Linked DNA regions of Homo sapiens: region 2 is linked to region 1. Evidence: read pairs that join two places in POLR2A ChIA-PET (ENCODE). Cell type or tissue: MCF 10A. All regions are shown on one strand. Each heading gives the region's core, and the rest is flanking DNA. Links, peaks and the distances in the headings are about the cores only.

Region 1 (7,809 bases), core at 2,451-4,950:
ACGTGACCGAGCCCATTGACCTGTGAACACTTTCATCCATTTCTCCTGTCTAGAGGTAACCACTATCCTGGATTAGGATTATAACCCCATACATATTAGGATAGCCTTTGTGTCTATGTGTGTATCTATAAACATACAGTACAGTTTTGCATGCATTTATAATTTTAATAATATAACATGTAACAGTATTTTATTTTTAAAAAAACTTTTTATAGAGACGATCTCACTATGTTGTCCAGGCTGGTCTCCAACTCCTGGCCTCAAGCAGTTCTCCCACCTTGGCCTCCCAAAATGCTGAGATTACAGGCATGAGCTACCACATCTGGCCTAATAATATATTTTAAAACCTAACATAGACGAAATAGTATTCTTTCAACATGTTATCAATATAAACATTATATGGATACATTTTATTTGTTAATTTGTTATGTCATAGTTGTACATATTTTGGGGTGTACAGGTGATATTTTAATATGCAATATGTAATGAGCAAATCAGGGTAACTGGGATATCCATCCATGTATCTTTTTCCTTGTGTTGGGAACGTTTGCATGGTTTTAAACTTCACATGCTGTATATAATGCTTCTCGATTTGCCTTTTTTTTTTTTTTTTCTGCTTTCAAAAAAAGCCTTTTGGGCTTTTATGTTTATACATGTGTTCATACATACAGTTCTGGTTCATTAATTTTTAACTGCTATGTAGCATTTTATACTCAATTAATGTATCCATTCTCCTCTTAATGAACCCTTAGGTGTTCTCACAAATAATGGTGCAACAAATATTCTTGCAAAGGTATCTTTGGGCCCACGTGCAAGTTTAGTCTCTAAAGTACACATATAGGTTTGTGTATCTTTAACCCTACAAGATGTTGCCAAATTGCTTTCCAAAGTAGCTCTGGGGGTAATATTCCTCCAGCAGTGTAAGAGGTGCCATGGTTTGAATGTCACCTCTAAAACTCATGTTGAAATTTAATTGCCATTGTAACGGTCTTAAAAGGTGAGACCTTTAACAGATCATTAGGTCATGAGGGCTCTGCCCTCACAAATGAATTAATGCCGTTATCTTGGTAGCGGGTTAGTTTTCAAAGACGTGGTTTCCTGACAAAAAGAATGAGCTTGGCCGATTTCCTCTCCCTGTCTCCACTCACTTCTGCCTTCCGCCACGGGATGACTCTTACCAGATGCCAGAGTCATGCTCTCGGACTTTCCAGCTTCCAGAACCATGAGCCAAATAAACTTCTGTTCTTAATAAATTAGCCAGTCTGTAGTATTCTGTTATAGCAACAGGAAACAGAGAAAGACAAGGGGGATCCTGTTTTCCCACATCCTAGAGTATTTGGCATTGTCAGACTTTTTAAAAAAACTTTGCCACAGAGATATGTATAAAATAGGATCTCCTAATCATTTCCTCTCTCGAGGCCCCAGTGCTTCTGGAAGCTCCCCCTCTGGTCCTTACTGCAGTCACAGGCACCGAGGGGATGGATCAAGCATGAAGGGCTTGGCTGGCTTCCCTTCTTCTGACCTCTAAGTCCTGGGAGTGTCCAGAGCTATCTGCTGGGCCCCCTTCTCCATCGACCTCTCTCCTTAGATAATCTCTCCCTGCCACAGTGCTTTAGAATGCCAGCCACACATGCCAGTGACTTCCAAACAGAAAAATCTCCATCCAGAGTGTCAGAAGCTACTTCACAGATTTATTTGATGGCTGATAAACAACTGAAATAAATTTAATCTGCCCGAAGTTCAATGCAGTTTCCCCCTCAAGTCTAATTCTTCCCCATTGCTCCCATCTCAGTCAAGGGCAATGCCATTTATTAATTGCTCAAACCAAACACTTCGGAGCCATCCTTGATTATTCTCTTTCTACCACCCCCACATTCAATCCATCAAATTATATCAATTTCTATGTCAAATTGTTCCTAAATTCCCCCGTTCTTTCTAGTTCCACCACTACCACCTCGGTCCAAGCTGCATCATCTCTTGCCTAGACCACTGTAGTTGCTCCTAACTGGTCTTCCTGTTTCTCATCTTGCCCTTTCCAACCACCTCAGTGCCAAGGTGATCGGTTTAGACCATAAAACAGATGTAAAATGGCTTTCTCCTACTTAAGGCCTTCCAATGGTTCTTATCATGGAAGACTCAAGGTGGTGAATACCATGATCTACAAAGTTGGCAAGATCTGATCCCTGCCTGCCTCTCCTCCTGCACACCTTCCTGGCCTCCAGAACTTTCTCTCCATGTGGAGGGCTCTTCCTTTGATCTTTTCATGGCATTCTTGTCATTCAAGGCTCTATCGCTTAAAAAAGACTTGCCCTGACCAACCCGCCCTGATCTGTTTGGCCCCTTTGTTGCTCCCACAGCATTACCTTCACCTGTCTTCATTCTGGAACTGCTCAGTGCTTGGTTCTGGTGTCTTTCTGCCCCACCAGAATCTCATCTCCATGAGAACTGAGATCTTCTCAGCTCCACTCCCCATTTGCAGTACCTGGCATGAAGCGGGAGCCCATAAAAGTTTGTCGAAATAGTGAGTGAATAGATGGGGTCACATTTTAGAACAAGCTTTAAGCGCAAGTGAAGTTTCCCTCCCAGAGTCTGGGTGGGATAAAAGCTACCTGAGACAAGACAACATTTCTCTTTAGTGAGAACAGTGCTCAAATTTCTTAGCCTCAGGACCCCTTGATGCTCTTTAAAATTATTATTGTTGTTGTTATTTTTTTGAGATGGAGCCTCACTCTGTCGCCCAGGCTGGAGTGCAGTGGCATGATCTTGGCTCACTGCAACCTCCATCTCCTGGGTTCAAGTGATTCTCCTACCTCAGCCTCTGGAGTAGCTGGGACTACAGGCACGCACCACCACGCCTGGCTAATTTTTTTGTATTTATGTACAGATGGGGTTTTACCATGTTGGCCAGGCTGGTCTTGAACTCCTGACCTCAAGTGATCTGCCTGCCTCGGCCTCCCAAAGTGCTGGGATTACAGGCAAGAGCCGCTATGCCTGGCCAATGCTCTTAAAAATTATTGAGGATCCCAAAGAACTTATGTTTGTATGGATCATATCTATAAATAGTTGCCATCTTAGAAATTAAAATGAAGGAATTTAATAACGCTTATTTTAAAACAATAATGGACCTGTTACCTGTTAATGTAAATAACGTTTGTATGGAAAATTACTATGTTTTCAAAAAATAGTGAGCAGAGTGGCACCCTTGAGAACAGCCACTGTACACTTACAGTGCCTAGTACGCGCCAGGAAAGACTCTGTTGAATGAGTGAATAGGAGGGTGAAAGATTTTAGACCAGCCTGAAGGGTCAGATGCAGGTGCATGGATAGGTGGGGATCTGAGATGGGGCCGCCTTTTCCCCTAGATGGCCCTGGGGCCCACTCCCCTCCTCCCCACTCATCCACCCCAGCCTCACTCAGTCCTTTCTCTTCCCTTTCCCCAACAATCTTCTCTCCACAGCAGTGCAAAGAATAGAACAAGAAATCATTTTGATGTCGTCAGAAATCAATATGTAAGCTGGATATATCTTTTAAATAAACTCATTTCTATAACAAAATAATCATTGTATGAATTTCAGTCCTTCAAAGGGGGTTCCTTTGGAGGGTTTCCCTTGCCAAATGAATATTGAGGCCCGGTTTTGCCAGGATGTATTTATTCCCGTCTATATTCATGTTGAGAAAGCTAACTGGGTGTTATATTATCTTCCTTATTACAATACTGAAACCTAACAAACTGGGTGTCATATTCTTTTCCTTATTACAATACCGAAACCTAAGTTCTTCCCCTTTCTAAGGAGAAGCTGCCTCCTCCCCCTTTATTTTTTCCTCTGGCTAGAGGAAATTCACAGAGCCAAGATTAAAAAAAAAAAAAAAGAAATAGAAAAAGATGGTCATCTCTGTTCCTATTGAAAAGCCTGAGTTCCCCGGGCGCTGTGGGCATGCCACGCCTCTCCACTTCCTGACGTCATACTATTTTTGTCTTTGAATAGCTCATTGACACAATTGCCTCGGAGATCGGAGAACTGAAACAGGAGATGGTGCGGACAGATGTCAACCTGGAAAATGGCCTGGAACCCGCTGAAACCCACAGGTGACCAGAGACACGGTTAGGTGATGGGTGCGAGAAAGGGATCGAGTGAACCCTGGCACTGCCAAGGGCTGACTTGCAGTCACTCCTCAGAAGTCTGGGAGCTGGGAGTGTGGTAGCAGCTCTAGATGAAATCCTCTGTAGGAGGTGGGAGTGGCCTAGGAACTAGTTGTCTGCTTGTTTATTTTAATCACTTTGAAGGCACTTGAACTTTATACTCTCTCAATTCCTCCTGGCACCAGAACCCGGAAACCTAAAATTGTCTGTGCCATATCCACCTACTCCCAATGATGGAAACAGTAATGCAGCAAGATCCAGCGTGTGCAAAGTAGAATTCAGTGTAGCCGTGTGAGTCTCCAGAAGGCTTACAGGGGAGCAGCTAAAGAGGATGGACTCATTTTGCATTCTCAGGTCAGAGAAAAACCCCAGCAGTCTCCAAAAAACCATTAACCTGAAAAGCCGTGCAGTGATTGGAAACTGGATGTGGTTGTAAATTCGATACAAAGGGAAGGCGGCGTGCTGTGCTGTTGAAGGCGATACCTGTGCACATACTGCACACCGTCTGAATAGGAGGCAAGGGACTGGTCTGTACCTGGAGAAAGGGGGTGCAAAGGTCGGGGGGTGGTGGGAAGTTGAAGGTGACTTCTTCCAACTTTGATGCTAACAAGATAACAATATAATGGCTATAAAAAGACACAGACACTTCGTGCCTTAGAGGCCAGATTTGTTAACAGCTTCCCCTTTCTCCCAGAAAGTGGGGCTGAGCCTGCCTGGAGCAGTGTGAGGCTGAGATTTATGGAGTAGGTTTTGCCTGCAAGTCATGCAACAGGCAGGCCAGCCAGATGGTTCTGGTTGTCCAGGCAAGTTTCAAACCAGCCCGACTAGTTCCGCCATACGCTGACGGGAGAGAGCAACATCCCAGGGAGGCACTTGCAGCTGGAAGGTGGTACTTTGATACCCGATGTCTCTGGGGGAACAGCACTCACCCTTAATTCTCTGTGCCTTCCTTTCCTTTCCTTCTCTACAAAACGATGGGGGTGAACCAGATGGTCCCCCTGCTCCTTGCAGCACACCCAGCATTCTATGATTGTTCTTGACCTCAGTGTGAAAGTCTTATTTTTTCCCCATAAACTAGACAAATGCACAATGATTTTCAGGTAGTGACTCTCTGCCTCACCTCCAGAGTAGTTTCAAACATCGTGGAACTTTAGCCAGGGAATTTCTCTATCCTGTGCCTTGTTGAGCTAAAATTTAATTGGGAGTCTAGGCTGATAACAACAGAAAAGAGAGCTTTGGTAGCACTGATTTCTTTCATAGCCAGGAAAGGCGGCTCTGTGAGATCAACCCCAAGCTCCACAGATGACAGACACCCAGACACAGAGCGGCGGAAACCTTTCCCCTGCATATAAGCACAGGGGATTTTGGGGGTGTGAGAAGGACGTTCTGAACATGTGAGGGGCCCTCAAGATCTTGTTTTCTGACTCCGGTGGGTATTAGAGTGAGAGCTGGGTGGTTGCTTAATCTTTAACATTTCCTTCCATCTTTTCCTTTTCAGAGGTAAGAATAACTGTAAGCAGTCCACAACAGCCTTTTTTCCCAGATGAATGTCACTTTGAATGCTATGTTGCTTAATTCATGAATTTATACATTTGCAAAGGCATTTTATTTGGCTTTTTTTTAACAGAAAAGAAAGAGGAAAAAGCAAGATGAGTTGTCTTTATTTAACAATATAGATCATGTTGGCCATGTGGCAACACTGTTCATATTAAACTACTGTTCTAAGTCGCTTATAGCGACTAACTTACGGAATCTTCCTAGCACTTCCAGGAGGGAAAGCTCTTTAGGGCCTGCATTTGACTGATGTGGAAACTGTGTGCTGTGGGGAAAAAGCTACACAGTTTTGGCTTCTGTGCTGGAGTGTCTTGCTGATTTTTTAGAAGTAGTGAGTTTGGTTTTAATTTCTCCATTTTGTCCAATGGAGCTGTCAGGAGGGCCAGTTCAGTTATTTCTAAGATCAAGGAAAAGCATAGCTGTGGCCACAATTCAGCCTGGCACAGAGCAGCAGCCAAAGGGGAGAGGAGGGAAGAGGAAAGCAGACCAGTAGGTAGCAGAGTTGCTTTCAGCAAAACCCCTGGAGAAAGAAGTGGCGAGCACCGCCCGGGCCCCTGGCTCTGCACGTCTGACGGCTGCAGGAAATGCACCGCCGTCAGCTTCCTCTGCAGCTTCGTACTCTGTGAGTGTGAGCTGGGATAGGGAGTCGCCTATCCCACCACAGCCACCACGAAATGTCTATGGTTCCTTAGTTGATGGAATACCAGATTAAGCACCAAGCTAGTCCCTAGGTTAGGAATCACTATTACTCTAGCTGTGTTAGTGTTTGGTTGCTCTTTCGTGCTTAATATTGAGATAACCTTGATCTTTAACTTTGTCTTGTGCCATGGACTCCTTCTCTGAATAATCTTTTGAATGCATAAAATAACATATATAGGATGTCATGGGAAAAACAATTACAGTGAAGTCCAGTGATCAGAATGTTTCAGTGTGTGTTTCAGCATGTGCTTCCATGGCATAGGTGCTTCTGTTTTACATGTGACAGATAGGCATAAATGACACAATCTCTGTAACAGCTGTGACAACGGTGAAACCTCTGTGGTTTCTGTTGGTGACAAAATCACAGGTCGTGATACTACTACTGTGGTTTGTTGCCTACAATCAAAATGGAAGGAAGTTCATTCAGAATGAGGCTATGGAAAGTGAAGATGTCAGTTTTTGGCCCGATGGCCAGTGCCCACCTCCCGTCCTGTCTCCTGTCAGCGTCGTCTGCCATGGTCCATCTGCCCTCCTTTTTGGGACATTTGCTTGGCTTGGCTTCTGGGACCCCACACCTCCCTGGGATCCTCTTAGCTGTCCTGCTGCTGCCCCCAGTGCCCTGGCTGGTTCTTCTTTATCTCCCTGAACTCCAGCCCTGGAGAACCCAGAGATCACACTTTGATCCCCTCCTTTTCTTTTTTTGTTTGTTTGGTTTTTGTTTGTTTGTTTTGAGACAGAGTCTCACTCTGTTACCCAGGCTGGAGTGCAGTGGCACAATCACAGCTCACTGCAGCCTTGACCTCCTGGGCTCAAGTGATCTTCCCGCCTCAGCCTCCCAAGTAGTTGGAAGCACGGGTGCCCACCACCACACCCAGCTAATTTTTTTTTTTAATTTTTGGTAGAGATTGGGGTCTCTCTGTGTTGCCCAGGTGTGTCTCAGACCCCTAGGCTCAAGGGATCCTCCCACCTCAGCCTCCCAAATTGCTGGGATTACAAGTGTGAGCCACTGCGCCTGGCTGAGCCACTCCTTTTCACTCTTCACACCTTTCCTTTTCTCTCTCCCACTAACTTTGTACAAGGTACTTTAAAAAATATCTGTGCCTCAGTGTTCTCCTCATTAAAATGGGAATAATAACAGAGTTACCTCACAGTGTTGTTGGGAAGATTAAGTGAGTTAATAGCTGTCAAGGACTCAGCACAGTGCCTGACACGTGGTAATAGCCACACTATATGTAGTTTTAAAAGGTGGTCTGTGGAGTAATTTCCTAGGTTATCCCACCCAGTCTTGTGGCTCTGATACCATCTATACATTGGTTATTCCCAACTTATACTCCCTTGGCCAATCCTCTCTTTGAGTCCAGAGGTTGGTAACCAACTGCCCACTCAGGAAGTGTTCCTTCATAGGTTCATTCCTT
Region 2 (7,809 bases), core at 1,871-4,370, 70 kb after region 1:
GTGTTTTGCTGTTTTGTTTTTTAAACAAATGATGCTGAGAATAAGGAGAGAAATGAATGTAGAGAGAGGTAGAGAGAGAAATATGAACTCTAACAAAGGACTGAGGAGTGCAGTCTGCTGGTTCAGGCTCTTCAAAAGATGTAGAAAAAGAGATAGAAGGAACCACCTATGCTTAAAATACTGTAAATATGCAGTGAGGTTTGGCAAAATCTATTCCATGTGTGATTTGCTTGTAGAAACAATTTTGAAAGCCCCTTGAGGAAAATAAAAATCAAGAAGAACACTTTTCTCCCTTTTCCATACAAATTAAAACTTAACAGCATCAAATTATTGGGACCAGAAACCAAGTAATGTATAATGTGGCTTTTGTTGAGTTAAATAAGATGCTATATAATGGAGAAGAATTTGAAAATGCACAAAAAAATCAATCTACATTATCAGAACCTGCAGTGAAATTAAACTTATGTTAAATAAAACCAGTTTGCAGGTGCACAAACTATGAGGGTCTTGTATCCACGTAACACAGGTAGTTACAAAAACATGTTATTGTACTGTGTAAAGATGCATAGTCATCTCATTTGGTTGGCTTTGTACCTTGTACCTTTTTTAGCCTTGGCTTTTGTTGAACTAGAACCCTCAGCACATACTGTGTTGTACTTTTGTAAATGATTTTTTAAATGGAATTTTGCACATAATACATTGTAATACTGTATGATAATCATGTGTGAAAATAATTTTTGAAATATCCTTTGGCTGTTTTTTTTTTTCTTTAGAGTAAGAATATATTCATGCACCACGCAGTGTCATGGACAGATGAAATCCGAACCAGGGTTTGTGGTTAGACAATGTATCGTGGGGGTGAGCAGAAAAGCTCACATTTCTCAGAAGCTCCTCCTGATATGGGGCAAAAGTTAAGGAGCAGAAGGAAAAGATCATCCTCCCACCTGAAAGTGTTTTCATTGTTATCTAGTGCTGTACTTGGCTCAGTGGGACTTAGAGCAAATCACAGGTAATTTGAACCCGGAGTTAGCTGGGGTCCTGCAGACAGCCCCACCCTGTCCTCACGTAACCTCTGCAATGCCCTGGGTGACAGTTCAGTGCTGTTGCAAAATTGATAGCGCAGAGGCTTGGACTCCTCGCTGCCATACTCCCCATGCTTGGAAGGGTGCCTGGCATATATTAATAGTAAGTGCTCAATAAATCCTTGCTGGCTGAAGGAAGGAAAACATGAGTTTAGAAGGGTTTCTAACTCATCAGTGGGAGAGATCCGTAAAGATCAGAATGAGAATTGAATGGGCTGCCTGCTTTTGATATTTACAACGGACCAAAAGATGACAGCTCAATCCATATGGTTGTCCTCCCAACTCTTCAAACTAAGATCATCATGCTTTGTTGATTTAAAGCAGGTCACAGCCTCTGGATGCGAGGCAGCCTTGCAGCCTTCGGTGGGACGAGAGCGGGCTCAGAAGAGGAAAAGGTAGCGTGGGCAGAAAGCAACATCACAAGACGGTCCCTGGTTTTGTCATTGGGCAATGTTTCCCCGTTAAAATTACAACACAACATGTGCCTCCACTTTTTCCCCCACGCAGGCATTTCTCACTTCTCAAATTGCCAGGAAACAGACTTGGGTGAAGGTTGGAGGGAATAAGAGGAGAGTAAAAATATACATGCTGGGTGGAGGAAGAGGAGAACGCATTTCCAAATTTAAAAATACATTATAGCTGAGGTGGGAGGATCGCTTGATCCCAGGAGTTTGAGGGTGCGGGGAGCTATGATCCCGCCACTGCGTTGCAGCCTGGACGACAGAGCAACCCTGTCTTCCCCCTACAAAAAAGTAAAAATAAAAACATGTTATAAAAGTTGAACGCCGGCCAAAGGAAGGGATTTTTTTTTTTTTTTATGTTGCATGCGCTGCCAAATACTTTCACTCTAGTACCACCCCCACACCCCCGGGACACAGAATAGAAATAGAAACTGTTGAAGTAGTTCATATTATGTGGAGGTTACAACTTCAGATCTATAAGAAAATACAAAGGACAGGAAACCCAGCTATGAATGCTTCCATTCACAAATGCGGTTCCGTCCTCATTGGGCAGCTGTTACCTTCATCTTCTTTAAGAGACTTGAAATGAGGCAGCGCTCCAATCTTTAACGCCTGCTCATGCCGTCATGCCTGGTCACACCTAGTCACTCCTGGTCTCCTACCAGCAGTCTCAGAGAAACAGAAACAGCACAAGAAGGACTCCGAAGGGCACAGTGTGTGTGGAACACAGGCATTTTAATCATCTGGCAGTATCTGATAGTAAAATTCTAAGTGTCCTCATTTTTTCGGCCCATTTTCATGATGGTGAATTTGAGACCAAAAGTACTTTTTGTCATTTGGTTAACTCTAATTCAGTTGGAAATATGGGAAAGAAATCGCCTAACATTGCAAAATCCTAAATACGTGATAAGGAAAGGAAGGAAAGAAGGCAGAGAGGGGCCAGGCGCGGTGGCTCATGCCTGTAATCCCAGTACTTTGGGAGGCCAAGGTGGGTGAATCACTTGAGGTCAGGAGTTCAAGACTAGCCTGGCCAACATGTGAAACCCCATCTCTACTAAAAATACAAAAATTAGCCGGGCATGGTGGCAGGCACCTGTAATCCCAGCTACTCGGGAAGCTGAGGCAGGAGAATCCCTTGAAGCCAGGAGGCGGAGGTTGCAGAGAGCTGAGATGAGGACACTGCACTCTAGCCTGGGCAATAGAGCAAGACTCAGTCTCAAAAAGAAAAAAAAGAAAAAAAAAGAAGGCAGAGAGGGAGGGAGGAGGAAAACATCTGGCATTTGTCTCAAGAAACAGGTTCTGATTAGAAAAAGATCGATTTTACTCCAACATCAAAAATGGTGGCAGTTGGCACAAACCTTTCCCCCATGAATACTAGCTTTGGAAGAAATGTAGGTATGGGAAGTTAAAAATATATATAATTATTCTGAAAGGTCTGGGCATGTAACCTTTTTTTTTTTTTTTTTTTTTTTGAGACAAGGTGTGACTGTCACTCAGGCTGAAATGAAATGCAGTGGTGCTATCTCGGCTCACTGCAGCCTCAACCTCCTGGGCTCAAGCACAATCCTCCTACCTCGGCCTCCTGACTAGCTAGGACTACAGGTGTGCACCACCATGCCCAGCTAATTTGTGTTTATTTTTTGTAGAGGTGAGGTCTCACTATGTTGCCCAGGCTAGTCTCAAACTCCTGAACTCAAGGGATCTACCCCCCTCAGCTTCCCAAATTTCTGAGAAAGTGTAACCAAGGCCTCCCCTCAGAAGTCTCCCTGGAGAAGCTTCAGTTGGAGTGAGGTGGTTGGGGGTGGAGATGGGGGCAGAGTTTCTTATCTCGAGTCTGCTATAAATTCTCCCATTTAAAAGTAAAATTTGCCTGAACTCTGAGGCTGCATGTAAGACACTTAGACTATCATTACATTAATGAATCTGAGTATTTCCTTTGAGTGCACACATTAGAACTACTACAGCCAGCCCTCATTTCTCACTGCTGGGGAACGGGGGTGGTCAGATCCTGCCACCTGTGGAGAGGGGCTCAGAACCTGAGGACCACGGGTGGCCAGGGAGGAGCTCCTAGACGGCCTTCACCTCTGTAACCAGCCTTCGGTTTCCTGGGGGAAATATCACTACACATAATTAGCTCCATTGCTTCCCTTTCTTCCCATTTCCCCACCATGATTCTGTGGGCTGGGTTTTCCCTCACGTAGTAGGTTTGAGGGTGCTCTTAACTCTATTCCAAGCCTCCTTGCCAAAAAGCAGGCTCTGATCCTTTTCACAGTTTGTTTCTTCAGTTCCAACCAGAGACTCAAAAAGTGTGAACCCGGCCCCACTGCAAACATTACCCGCCCACACTATCTGTCACCAAGACCCAGTGTCCGTTGTTCCATTTGAATAGGTGGCTCTCAGCTTTGGCTGTCAGCTTGAAGTCACCCGGAGCCTTTTAAAACTCCCAATGCCCCAGCTGCCCAGACCATCAGAATCTCTGCAGAGGCGACCCAGCCAGCCATATTTATTTTAAACTTCCAAGGTGCTTCTGCTGTGAAAACTACTAGTTTAGATCAAAATCTGGATTTTAATATAAAAACACACCTGCGAGAAGTAACACCTTTGCCTAACCAAGACCACTGACACCTAACCAAGCATGCATTCTCAACCTGATTTGGCTGGCAGAGGACCATGGAACATGTACTTCTAGCCTGGTGCTATCCCGTAGAAATACGAAGCAAGCCACATAATAGGTAATTTTACATTTACTAGTGGCCACATTTTTAAAAATCAAGAAGAAATATGTAGAATCAATTTTAGTAATTTTATTTAGCTCATGATATCTCAAATATATTTCAACAACCAATCAATTAAAAATATTAAAGAGGCATTTTACATTTTTTTATTTTTTATATTGTCTTCAAAGTCTTGTGTGCATTTTGCACCTACAGCACATCTCATTTCACACTGGCCATGTCTTAAATAACCAATAGCCACATGTGGCTGGTGGCTACCATATTGGAGAGTGCAGTTCTAGCATATCAACTAGGGATGATCTTAAAAGTTAAAAAAAAAAAAACGGTATGTGTATATAAAATAAAACACATTCACAGGTTACATCTACAAAGGAACAGACACATGCATCCTGTCAAACGTATGTACCTATTACTAGCCAAGGATGAAAATAGCATCTTGCCTCTTCAGGCACTGCTGTAAGGCAAACATAAATTGATCCATGCAAAGTGCTTAGAACATCCAGGCACCACACCACAAGCACTGTTAAATGTTACTTATTATGATTATTAGATAATCGACTGCTTTGGCATTTCACCCCTACTGCTTATTTCTGCTTACCCATTCATGCTATTATCTGCTGGCAAGTTTCTTGTGAAACAGAAGAAAGGCAGTAATGGGTATCAAAGGTTTAAGAAAAATGTACTGGGGCGGGTTGCTCAATGTAGGAAGATCAAACATAAAGTGAATACTAGTCATTAATTTTATTTTATTTATTTATTTATTTTTGAGACGGAGTCTCACTCTGTCGCCCAGGCTGGAGTGCAGTGGCACGATCTCGGCTCACTGCAAGCTCCGCCTCCCAGGTTCATGCCATTCTCCTGCCTCAGCCTCCTGAGTAGCTGGGACTGCAGGTGCCCGCCACCATGCCCGGCTAATTTTTTATATTTTTAGTAGAGATGGTGTTTCACCGTGTTAGCCAGGATGGTCTCGATCTCCTGACCTCGTGATCCACCCGCCTTGGCCTCCCAAAGTGCTGGGATTACAGGCGTGAGCCACCGCACCTGGCCTAACTTTATTGTTGTTACTGCTGACGGTGGTGATGGCGGTGATGGTGGTGTGTGCGTGTGAGTTGGGAGTAGCTCATTTTCCCCAGTATTCAATGCTGGTCAAGAGCATCATCAGGGCCCATAGCCAGGGGTGACTTTCGCCAAGAAGGGAGAAGGGAGCAAGGGAGGTTGCAAAGACGTCTTGCTAGCTTCCCAGTCACGGGCAGATCGAAATCCTAAGAGGAACCATCTCTGCCTGCACAAGAGTCTAAAATAGTATTTCCCAAAAAGGAATTATTATTTAAGTAAAAGCATAATTATAGTCAGTGATTATTTTAACCACTTTCCTCCACCTTTTTCCCCTTTTACTTTATTATATTCACGAATTTATATGTCCATTTATATCATTTAACAGGACTATTGTTTAAAACTTGGTGCTTTACCAAGAAGAATACAGAGGTTGACGTGATTAATTCTTTTTATTTCTGATGTGCGTGCTTCCGATTTCTCACCACTTCTACAAATTATGAGAGAATGCATTTATTTACCAGATTGCAGTTTCCGTCCATTTTATCTTTCTCACTCCCATTTTTCTCTGCAGCCTATTGATGTACGATCATATGCAGAAAAGACTTATGCATCTATTATCTACTGAAAGAAAAACTACAGAAAACAATAAAATGCTAGAGACTCTTTAACCAATCAGAAAAAAATACGTAAGTGAAGCAGCTACGACATCACAAAGCTTCTATTTTTCGCTAGCACATGAAAATATGAGACCTGACAAATTGCAAACTCTCATTGAACAGATAGTTTAGGGTTTTGCCTTGAAAACCATAGTCCACGGATCAAGCATCACATCTTTTGGGAGTTTGTGAGAATCTCAGACCCCTGGCAGACCTGCTGGATCAGAATCTGCATTTTAACAAGATTCACGAGCACATTAGAGTTGGCTTGAGAAGCATTAGTTCAAGGTATATTTGGGGCCTTGGCATTTGTGCAGCTGATACAAATACACAAATGTAGGAGGTGTGCTGCTCTTAGAACCCTGCAGGAAAGGAGAAGAAAATAGCTCATAATTGTTTTGCTAAGAGTAAGGCATAACTTCATTTAAAATCACCTACATTATGGACAAAAGGCTTAACAAACAAATGTCAGGAACCAAGTTTTTACCTCATTATATATATTCAATTATGTTCTTCTTGCTTTGACAGGGAAAAGGGGCTTGAAGGGCGTGGGGAAAAGATTCTGAAAATTAGGTGGGATTGCTGAAGTCAAACTTAATGATTTTGCTGAGTTTGCTGGAGAGTGGCTTCTCTCACCTCCAACATCTGTATGAGGGCAAACAGGAGCAGCGGAGGGGGATCTCTCTGTCCGGGCCAGCTGCTTGCACATGCATGTGTGTGCACGCACGGATGTCGTCATGTAGTCTGCACAATTAGTCACATTGTCTGCATGTGACATGGGAAGTTTATAAGCTTTTTTATTTTCTTAAAGAACAGCTGGTCCGGCCACAGTGGCTCACGCCTGTAATCCCAGCACTTTGGGAGGCCGAGGTGGGCAGATCACCTGAGGTCGGGAGTTTGAGACCAGCCTGACCAACATGGAGAAACCCCATCTCTACTAGAAATACAAAATTAGCCAGGTGTGGTGGCGCACGCCTGTAATCCCAGCTACTCAGGAGGCTGAGGCAGGAGAATGGCTTGAACCCAGGAAGGGAAGGTTGTGATGAGCCGAGACTGTGTCGTTGCACTCCAGCCTGGGCAACAAGAGTGAAACTCTGTCTCAAAAAAAAGAAGAAGAAGAACAGCCAACTTCCTTTTAAAGGCATTTCATTCCCTGAGAATCTACTAATCATAAGACCCTTTTACTCACCAACTTCGAAAAACAAAGATGTGTTTAATAAAACCTCTTCGGTGAGCAAGGAGTGGATGATTTAAAACATCGCTGGAAAAAGCTCCTGTGGAATCCCCAGCAGACAATTTCAAAGGGAAAGTATGGTGAATTTCGCAGAACTCTTTCATTTCTCCAGGTAACCATTGTGGACAATCCTGAGCCCTCATTTGTTTTTCCAGATGACACTGGTTTACTCACATGATTTTGCCTTATGTTTTTCAAGGGGAAGGAGGATTTTAAAAGAATAAACACAATACATGGTTTTCAAAATCAAATATTGGAAGACTTGCAATGGAAGGCAGCAGCCCCTGAGCCTCCTCCCAATCCCATTTCTGTTATCTCCTCCCCTAAACTACGTCTCCAGCTGTGTATTCATTATTTATCTCCATACTTCTAAAAAGATGCTGATACTGCTGCTTATTGGTTTCTTTTTCTTTTCTTTCTTTCTTTTTTTTTTTTTTGGAGACAGAGTCTCACTCTGTCCCCCAGGCTGGAGTGCAGCGGCACGATCTCAGCTAACTGCAAACCACCTCCCAGGTTCAAGCAATTCTCCTGCCTCAGCCTCCTGAGTAGCTGGGATTACAGGCATGTGCCACCACACCCGGCTAA

The links. ChIA-PET counts read pairs that join two places held together with the same protein. Peaks named below come from ENCODE experiments on the same cell type or tissue, not always from the same donor. Only the 100,000 strongest peaks of a DNase experiment are listed, where the experiment ranks them.
Region 2: POLR2A ChIA-PET joins it to region 1 with 5 read pairs; 10 of 35 experiments call an interaction of 5 or more read pairs at or near these places.

Annotation. Positions count from the first base shown.
Region 1 is chr20:19,931,113-19,938,921 of GRCh38, forward strand. It overlaps RIN2 (Ras and Rab interactor 2), which reads left to right. Exons shown (of 13, transcript NM_018993.4): 4 at 3,987-4,087. Among named protein-coding and RNA genes, the nearest start is that of NAA20, 82 kb to the right of the region's middle. In MCF 10A, for the core only: no CTCF peak of the experiment used is centred there; a DNase peak (open chromatin) is centred at 3,959.
Region 2 is chr20:20,001,710-20,009,518 of GRCh38, forward strand. It overlaps RIN2 (Ras and Rab interactor 2), which reads left to right. Exons shown (of 13, transcript NM_018993.4): 13 at 1-747. Among named protein-coding and RNA genes, the nearest start is that of NAA20, 12 kb to the right of the region's middle. In MCF 10A, for the core only: no CTCF peak of the experiment used is centred there; no DNase peak of the experiment used is centred there.